Regions from separate parts of the Homo sapiens genome. Here region 2 is linked to region 1. Evidence: read pairs that join two places in POLR2A ChIA-PET (ENCODE). Cell type or tissue: B cell. All regions are shown on one strand.

Region 1 (5,000 bases):
CTGCAGGCTCCCCACAGGGATGTGCCATCCTGCCACTCCATGGGGAACTGCAGGCATTCTGTCCTTGTTCAGGGAGGGGAGGGAGCTGGGGCTGGCCTGGGACACCAGGAATGGCTCCTTTGCTGAATTCTTATGAGGCCCCCACGGCTGGGTGTTCTCATCTCTCAGGAGGTGGGCTGGGTGGGGCAGCCTTCAGACTTGCACTTGGGAATCTACCATCCCTGGGTTCAAGTTCCACTCTCTCTCTTGCTAACCAGAGGTTAGGTCTTGGGAAAGTGGCATAGCCTCCTGTAGCCTCCACTTTCTCAACCGCACAAAGGACACCCACTTCATGGGCTCATTGTGGTGCTAACAGATAATAGGACCCAGTGAAGTGCATACCATGCAGTAAGCATCCAACATGTAAGTGGTGGGTGTTAAAATTATTCAACTGATCAGTTAGTCTACTGGTTTCAAGGCTGGTCTTGGGGAATCCCCTTCTGAGAAGCAGGGAAGGGGCAGTGGACCTAATGGTCTCTCAAGTCCCTTTCAAGCTCACACTCTGTGACCTACATGAGCTGTTGCCCTCCTGTCACTCCTCCTTCTAGCCCTAGGCTGTGGCCCTCCAGAAGGCCAGGGTCACTCTGCCTCTGGTTGCCCAGCAAACAGAAAGTCCTCTGTCAGAACGGACCAGCCAAGTGGGCAGAGTTCCTCACTGGGGCAGAGCTGCACTGGGGGCAGGTGTGCAATCTGGGGCAGGTGGGAAGGTGGCAAGGACAGGTGATGCCACCGTAACAGAAGGAGGAAGTGGCAGGGAGGCCCCCACAGCCCCAAAAGTATAGGTCATTCTTCCCCCCAGGTCAGAGGTCATCCCTCCCTCAAGGTCAGGGATAGGGCCCAACTTTCAGATGAGCCAGGAAAGCTCGCTGGATGGAAGAGCTCATGGAGAGTTTAAATTAAAGAGCCTGGTGTTGCTTCTGAAAAACAAACAAACAAACAAACAAACAAAAAACCCTCTCTCTGCATTGATTCCCTTTGAAAAGTATTTAGTTCAACACAGAGGAGAGGGTTGGAGGAAACAGAAGCCGGGAAGGGGGAATCACAGACGGGCTGTGATGTGACATGCATGGGCAAGAGGCCTGGCTCCCTAAGTCTGCAGTGCCAGTGACCTGGCCCTGCCTCAGGTGGGATTTGCCTCCTAAAAGGTAGCCACATTCAAACAGAGCTGAGACCTCCCAGCCCACCCCAGGGTCTGGCCGGCCAACCTGCCTTCTCCTGGCTGCCGTTCTGTCTGTCCTCTCTCCCCAGGAGAAGCCAGGGTGGTTGCAGTGACACAGCAAACTGCCTGGGCCCCAGGCAAGGAGCTTGGGGGCAGCCAGCTCTCTGCCACTGGGAGTCTCCTGAGACCTCACAAACTGCCCCAGCTTCCCTCAGTCTCCGCCGGTGTGCTGGCTCAGCAAGGCTGGTGAGCCCTGAGCTGTTGGACAGGGTGCAGCTGCCAGCTCCCAGCCACAGCCCGACTCCTTTTCCAGTGCCCCTTCCACAACTGCCACCCCAGCTGCCCTGGGGCCCCCAAACCCTGGGGGAGGCAGCTTAACCTGTCTGTGTCTCAAGCCATCTGTAAAATGAGGGCTTTCATGAAGCCGCAGGGGAGGGAGTGGGGCCCTGGGGTGCCGCAGAGGAGGCTGTGCAGGCAAAGAGCCAGAGCCCTTGAGCAGGGGGACTTTGAAAGTTACCAGAGTGACCTCCATTACCCAGGAACAAGAGGCAGCCAGGCCTCTGGACAGAGCAGAATCTGAGGCCTAAACATCAAACCCCTAGGCTCCTGGCTTCTTCTTTTGCTGAACCCCCCTTGGAGGCGTTGACTCATTCCCCTGTATTCTCCAAAGCAAGGGGAGAAGAAGGGCCACTCACCAACCCCAGCTGGACCCACAGACCCTTCCTGGCCCCACCTGCAAGTACCTGGGAGAGTGAATGGATTGGTCCTCCTTGGTCATGTGCTTACCTCGTCCAATCAGCTATGGGCACAGTCTGAACTCTTAGCTGAGAACCCCCACCCTCCGAGTGAGGGGAGGGGCATTCCCAACACCATTCGTCCTGAGTAGGAAGTCACTCCCACAGGTGTCCCAATAAGGGCCTGTAGCCCTGGTCTGGGAGTCAGAAAGAACTGAGTGGGAGAGGGTGAGTGGACTAGTCCAGTTCAGCACCTTGGACAGGTCACTCCAGTTTCTGATATAGCAAAGGAACTCATAGTCCCTGCCCGGCTGCCCGGCTGCCCAGCTGCCCTGCCTCACAGTGAGGCTGCCGAGGGGGCACCAAACAGCCAAGGGTGGGACTCAAATCCTCAGACACCTAGACTTCATCCAGGGCTCCCTCCACTACATCAACGCCCCAGGAGCAGGCTCTTCTCCCAGGCTATCCAAGGAGGGACCGACGCGGGCATTCATATATGAAGGCGTTCTAAAATGTAGGTTTTATTATTATTCAGGTATGGTGAGGCTAACAGATCAAGGGACTGCCATTAGAAAGAAGGTTTGTTGGCCGGGCGCAGTGGCTCAAGCCTGCAATCCCAGCACTTTGGGAGGCCAAGGCAGGCCGATCACGAGGTCAGGAGATCGAGACCATCCTGGCTAACAAGGTGAAACCCCATCTCTACTAAAAATACAAAAAAAAAAAAAAAAATAGCCGAGCGTGGTGGCGGGCACCTGTAGTCCCAGCTACTTGGGAGGCTGAGGCAGGAGAATGGCGTAAACCCGGGAGGCGGAGCTTGCAGTGAGCCGAGATCGCGCCACTGCACTCCAGCCTGGGCGACAGAGCAAGACTCCGTCTAAAAAAAAAAGAAGGTTTGTTATACCCACAGACCCCAAGAGGAGGGGACTCACCACATCACACAGGGCCAAACAGGAAACACAGGGCCACACAGGGAAACACCGAGGTCAGTCAAGAGGCAGAGGGAGCCAGGGGAAGGGGTGGCCAAGAGCCTTTATTGTGGTTCCCATGGGAATGAGCAGGATTGGGGTCAGCTCACTTGAATAATTTCAGGTTCTCTGGGGCATAGGGGCTGTTCCTAGTTGTCTGATACCTGGCCCTGGGGCGATTGGGGCAGGTAGGCAGGGGCCCAGAGTGTCAGAGTGAGGAAAAGGAGACTATTGGGGTGTGAACACCAGACTGCATGGTTTTCATATGAAAGGCGTGCTCCTAAGTGAGCCCTTTATTACCCCTGGGACTTGGCCCTGGGTGGGGGCAGTCCCTCCAGAGTCAGCAAGACCCCAAGATGTCAAAGCAATGGAAATGCAGAACATAAAAGGCAGGATTCATACAGAGGGTGGATGTCTCGGCCAAACTCCTGGGCAGCGACTGACCCCTCAGAGGCTCCCACTTGCCCAGCTCAGGAAGGGCGGTTCCCCAAGGAAGGGTGCTGGCATGGCGGTGAGTCAGCCCCAGTACCCACTCTGTCCCCCCGACCAGGCTGTCCTCCAACTCTCCACCTGCAGAGAGCCTCCAGCCATGCCTTGTCTTCCTCATCAGAGAGACCTGGTCCAGCCAGTGCTGGGCGGGGCTCTGAGCACAGCCCGCATGTCGGCGGCGGCTCCTGACATGGCTCCATCTAGCCTGACCGTGGACTGCTGGCGTGGGCCCAGGAGTCAGACTTGAGTTTGAGAACAGTCTCTGCTTCACAGTTGGGGGACCTCAGGGGAAATACGTAATCTCTTCAGACCCCAGAAAGAGCATTTTATTCAACCTCTTCATTTTTCTCCTCTTTTGAAGCCCAGAGAGATGGAGACGTGCCCAAGGCTGCAGAGTTAATTTGTACTCAGTGTACAGGGAATGGGTTTCTGATTCCAGGGCCCCATGTCAGCTCCACCAGCCTAACCATTTTACCATCCGCCTTTGCCACTCCCCTCCCTAGCGCCACTGGGCCCTGGCAACAGAGCAGGAGTGAGCAGAACCTTCCACAACCCCTCACTCTGGCTTCCCAGCCACTGCTGGCTTTGAAGCCGGTTTTTGTGACTTCGGAATATTGATTGTATTCCCTGCTGGCATGGCTGTTTGTTGGTCAGGCTTTTGTTTGGAAGAGTCCTCTTGCAGGCAGCCTGGGGTCACCTTCACATCCCGTCGGCCCTACCAGAGGATCTCCTGGCCACGGAGAAAGGCAGGGAAGAAAGGCAGGACCCTGGGGACACCCCATTCGATGGGGGTTATTCTTCCAGTGCAGCAGCAGCCCTGCTTCCAGGCAGAGGTGGAGAGGGCCTCCAAGTACCTTTGTGCAGCTGTGATTCTGCTGTCCAGAAAAGAAGAACTGGACCCCACAGAGGGCCAGAAGCCATTGCAGAGTTGAGCTGCAGCTTGGGCGGAGCTCAGGGATACCACAGGAGCTTCAGCACAAGCCAAGTGGGAGGAACAGAACAGGCATGGGCCAGGGGTCTGCAGGCTGGGCATGCCGGCCTCATGGCTGCACATCTGCTGTACAGTGCCTCAGGATGAAGCCAGGGCCTGCCACAGGGCCAAGTGGAGACTGCCAGCTCTGGAGCCAAGCGCACCTGGGTTAAATCCTCAGGCAGGCTACTCCACCTCATGGTCTCAGTTATCATATCCCTAAAGTGGGGATAATAAAAGTACTCCCTCATAGGCAGACAGGAAGAAGCAATGAGATGATGAGTGTACTTGACTCACTGGAAGGGCCCACTGATCCATCATCCGTGAGTCCTTTTTTTTTTTTTTTTTTTTTTTTGAGATAGGGTCTCACTCTGTCTTCCAAGCTGGAGTGCAGTTGTTGCAATCTCGGCTCACTATAACCTCCGTCTCCCAGGTTCAAGCGATTCTCCTATCTCAGCCTCCCAAGTAGCTGGGACTACAGACACGCACCACCACGGCCGGCTGATTTTTGTATTTTTTGGTAGAGACGGGATTTCACCATGTTGTCCAGGCTGGTCTCAAACTCCTAACCTCAAGTGATCCACCCGCCTTGGCCCCGCAAAGTGCTGGGATTACAGGCGTGAGCCATGCCCGGCAAGCGATTA
Region 2 (5,000 bases), 440 kb before region 1:
GAAATGCAGCCACAGAAGAAGAAAGAAGCCCCCTTTGCCACGTGCCCTCCTGGCACCAGCCTCTGCCTGGATCTGGACCTGGGCGGGCAGTCTGGGCTCCTGCTGCACTCCAGCCCAGATATTTCCCCTTCTTCTGTGGGATCAATTTTCCCAAGCGATCGCTCTCTGAATTTGACCCTCAGGAACCATCAATCTCACCAGAAAACCATCACCTGGGCCACCTGATCCCCCGACACAGCACTTTTCAGCTCATCCATCAGAAAGGATGATTTAATAATGAACATAGAGATAGGGCATGCTGGCCAGCCCATGAGGCCAGCGGACCCCTCCCAGGCCACCAGGGCTGTTCCCTCTCCACCCCTGCCCCACTGCAGAATCCTACGGCTTTAGCTCTTCAGACGGCAGCAAGAACGCTCCATGGGACACACACACACACACACACACACACACACACACACACACATACACACACACACAGAGAGAGAGAGAGAGAGAGAGAGAGAGAGAGAGGCTGAGTCAGCAGCCAGATTCTTACCCAGGTTTTGCTACTGATTGGCTAGGTGACCTTGAGCAAGTCACTTCTCTGGGTTTAATTTTTGGTAAATGTCTAACACACTGCCTGGCACACAGTAGGTGCTCAATGTTTGCAGAAAGAAGCAAGGGAGGAAGGGGATAATGCATGGGAGCTCTGTGTGCAGCAACCGGCATGGAGCACCTGCTGGGTTAAAGGCCGGTGAGTGTCACGGCTGGGCTGCAGCACCAGGTAGCGCGGTGGCCAGACAGTCGGGTTCAAACCTCTGACCCCTCAAGCTAGGCAAAGGCAGGAAGGTGACCAGCCTTGGGGAATCAGTCGGTGTCCTGTAACCCTAGGAAGTGGCTGTTTCCATGTGGCAGGACTGTCAAGGGTCAGGGAAGGGCAAGCTGAGCTGGTACCCTCGAGGGCTCAGCACTGGGTCTGGCACAGAGCATGCCCTCCGGAAACGTCAGCTATTATTATTGTTGCTATTGTCAACAGCCAACAGGTGATAGAGGGAGGGACGGAGATGAGAGTACATGGGCTCCCAGGTGCCAAGATCGGCCTTACCTGGCAGCCCTGAGGTGCCTGACCCCAAGGGCAGGGCCCCTTATTCATGCTGTCCCGTCCAACACCCACCCCAGAGCCTCTCTCAGAGCCTGCAGCTCCCCAAAATAGAGATAATCAACCTATTCTCCAGGCCCCTGGGGCGCCCCAAGAGGTGACACACCCCCTGGCCTCTTGGAGGATTCAGTAACATATTGCCAGATATTTATCCTTTATTTATTTACTTATTTTGAGATGGAATCTCGCTTTGTCATCTAGACCGGAGTGCAGTGGTTCGATCTTGGCTCACTTCAACCTCCACCTCCTGGGTTCAAGCAATTATCCTGCCTCAGCCTCCCGAGTAGCTGGGATTACAGGCGCCCGCCACCACACCCGGCTAATTTTAGTATTTTAGTAGAGATGGGGTTTCACCACGTTGGCCAGGCTGGTCTCAAACTCCTGACCTCAAATGATCCGCCCACCTCGGCCTCCCAAAATGCTGGGATTACAGGTATAAGCCACCATGCCTGGCCCCCACTGGCCTCTTGGAGTCATTTCCCCACAGAGCCCCATGCCACAATGGTTGCCAGATTTCCCAAATAAAAATACAGGACACTGAGTTACATTTGAATTTTAGGCCTGGTGCAGTGGCTCATGCGTGTAATCTGGGCACTCTGGGAGGCCCAGGCAGGAGGATTACCTGAGAACAGGAGTTTGAGACCAGCCTGGGCAAGAAAGTGAGACCCCCCCCCCCAATCTCTACAAAAAAATTAAAAAAAACACAAAATTTATCAGGGCATGGTGGTGAGCACCTGTCATCTTAGCTACTTCGGAGGCTGAGGCAGGAGGATCGCTTGAGTCCAGGAGGTTGAGGCTGCAGTGAGCCGTGATTGTGCCACTGCACTGCCCTTCAGCCTGGGTGACAGAGCAAGACCCTGTCTCTAAAAAAAAAAAAAATTTTTTTTGAATTTTAGATAAATAACTAATGATTTTGTTAGTACAAGTATATTCCATGAAATATTTGGGACATACTTACCCTAAAAAACAACGATTCCCTTGTTTATCTGAAATTCAGGTTTAACTGGGTATCCCGTATTTCATCTGGCAGGCCCACCTGCTACCCGGCTCACCCGTGTGGCTGTCTGGCCCCTCTGCTCAGACCCTGACTTCTCTCACGGCCTGACATGGGGCGCACTCACTTGCTTGCTGGAAGCTGGCCCTGCTGCCAGCAAGGACAGAGCCACAGCCACCTTTTCAGCTAAGTTTCCCTTTTTCTTGAATGGATGAGTCCCTAGTAAGCCCCTGGAGACCACAACTGTTAGTAGGCAGCACCGGGCCTCACCTCCAGGGGAGAGCCCAGCCCAGATAACACCAGTTCTCTGGGAAACGTGGCAGGCCCAGCTGGGGGCCTGACAGCCACATGAAGGATGACAGGGGCCCTGGCCCGTGCCAGGCAGGAGCGTGCCCTGCGCTGCAGGGAGGGGCAGGCAGTGCCTGGGAGCTGCTGCGGGGGCACCATCTGGACCCGGGCCTGGCACCGTCACTCCACAAAAATCGTGAGCGGGGCCCTTCCCTCCTCCCAGGGAGAGAGGAGCGGGGGGTTTGGAGAGTCTCCCAGACAGGAGGGCGGGTGGAATGTAGGTCAACTCCTGGCTGCCGGAAAGAGTGATGTCATCCACTCCTTGCGGGGAATGACGGAGGAAGCGGTGAGTTTGGGTGAGCGAGCCAGGGATGGTGCTGGAGCTGGGCAGGGAGGAGGAGGCCCCAGGGCTGGCTCTCTGCAAAGGCAAAGCCCCACGGGGATTTCAGAGTGTTCACGGCAATGGCTCTGAACTGGGGTGGGCAGGTGCTGGGCTGGGAGAGCTAGTCCCCAACTTGTCTCAAAGCACCTCTTTGCAGGACCATGGGGGTTCCTGGTCATTAATCACATTGCCTGGTCCTTCTTTCCTGGTATGTTACCACCCGTCCCCACATTATTACATGTCGTGTATACTGAGACTGGCCTCGCAGAGCTCTGGTACCTTGGGGGCTAAAGTTAGACTACTATTTTAACACAGCCAGCAATGTTTTCCAATTTCTCTTGCCAGATAGCGCATTTATCTTTGGGTGAAGAGTGTTCTTTTGTTTTGGGAAAAAACATTTTTCATGAGCCTCTGGGTTATGGGCAAAATAACCTAAAGCAAATCCCAGATCTTACGGTGGCTTGGAGATGCTCACAAGGGAGGCTGGCGTGTTCTGCAGGATGAAGGAGGAGGCTGAAGCAACAAGGGCCCTCGCTTTCTGAGGACTCACAGAGCTGGGGTTGGGGACCTGGACTGCAGTGAGGAATGATGCTGCCCTGGGAGGGGGCTGCGGGCTTACATGGCCAAGAGGTTTCTCCTCCCCAGCCGGTGGGTGGCCGTGGCCAATGGATGGACGATGGACGGCCTCAAGGTTGGTGATGGCTAATGGAAATCCTCTCAAGTCCTTCTTTTTTTTTTTTTTTTTTTTTTTTTTTTTTGAGATGGAGTCTTACTCTGTCATCGCCCAGGCTGGAGGCTGGAGTGCAGTGGCACGATCTCAGCTCACTTTAACCTCCGCCTCCCAAGTTCAAGTGATTCTCCTGCCTCAACCTCTTGAGTTTCCAGGATTATAGGCATGCACCACTATGCTTGGCTAATTTTTAATTTATTTTTGTATTTTTAGTAGAGACGAGGGTTTTACTATGTTGGCCAGGCTGGTCTTGAGCTCCCGACCTCAGGTGATCTGCCTTCCCAAATTGTTGAGGTTACAGGCATGAGCCATTGTGCCCGGCCTCAAGTCCTTCTTTTCTACATGGTAATTCCCATCTGCTATGCCCAGGCCTGAGTCAAGACGTCATGAAACACTGTGGCCTGGGGATCTTGGTCTTCTTTGGGGGGTTGGGAGAGATGTGTCCTTGGCTCAGGCAAGCAGTGTGGGGAGATGGGCAGCAGCCAGAGAAGAAACAAATGGTCAGGAGGGAAGCCTGCAGAGGCCAGCTTGAGTAAGAGGTGACAAGTGACCAGGGGACACACGGATTTGAGGATCATGGTGAAAGGAACATGGTAGCAAACTGCACTTCTAGCTAATTCATGGGATGGGGAAGCCTTGGGCACTAGAGGGAAGGAGGCTGTTGGATGCTGGAGAACTTGGGACTGTTTGGGTCAAAGGACTGCCATTCAAACCTGAGATCCTGAGAAAGCGAGGAACCAACAACAGAGCCGTGGGGGCAGAGGGGAGGTCTGGGTGGTCTGGGTTGGTCGCCTGGCGCAGCCTGGCTTTTCCAGGGTAACATGGACAAATGCTGGCTGCTGCGCCTCCTGGAACGCAATCAGGCCGGCAATTGAGTTCATTGGCTAAATCAAATTTGGGCTTCTGTGCGAAGCCCTTTTCTATTAAGTGCTTTAACATACCTCACCTCCTCAGTCTATTGATAAATCCTATTACCCATTACAAAGCCAGAGGCAGCTTCCTTGCACACAACACAGAGGCTGACGGGCGGGTGCTGGGAGGCTTGGGTGTGCGGCTTAGGGGTGACACGGTGGGTATGACCAGGGCCTGCGAAGGCACCCCCAGCCTAAGCAGCCTAGCTGACTTCAGCAAGGTTTCTTCTTCCCCTGCAGGAAGGCCCAACACCCCCGAGGGAAGGACCAGGCCCAGGTGGTAGCCCAGAGAGGCCCATTTCTCACACAAGGAAAACAGGAGAAGGAGCAGGGTGTGATGGTGGAAGGGTGGGAGGCGACAAGGGTGGGTGCTAGCAAGCCCAGCTGGTCCTGCCTCTCTGCCTCCTAGCGCCTATATTCCAGTCTCTTTCTTCTCTGGAAAGAGTTCCAGATAGTAAGACTTCTTTGTTCATGTAAGTTCATTTGTTCATGAATGAATAAATGAATGACTGACTGACTGAATGAATGAATGAATTCCACACATATACAGCACGCCT

What was found. Peaks named below come from ENCODE experiments on the same cell type or tissue, not always from the same donor. Only the 100,000 strongest peaks of a DNase experiment are listed, where the experiment ranks them.
Region 2: POLR2A ChIA-PET joins it to region 1 with 7 read pairs; 4 of 35 experiments call an interaction of 5 or more read pairs at or near these places.

Annotation. Positions count from the first base shown.
Region 1 is chr9:131,771,271-131,776,270 of GRCh38, reverse strand. No RefSeq gene overlaps it. Among named protein-coding and RNA genes, the nearest start is that of RAPGEF1, 34 kb to the right of the region's middle. In B cell, no CTCF peak of the experiment used is centred here; a DNase peak (open chromatin) is centred at 2,190; H3K27me3 peaks cover 1,261 bases.
Region 2 is chr9:132,211,892-132,216,891 of GRCh38, reverse strand. All of the region lies in intron 3 of NTNG2 (netrin G2), which reads right to left. Among named protein-coding and RNA genes, the nearest start is that of NTNG2, 52 kb to the right of the region's middle. RefSeq lists an enhancer at 2,487-3,231. In B cell, no CTCF peak of the experiment used is centred here; no DNase peak of the experiment used is centred here.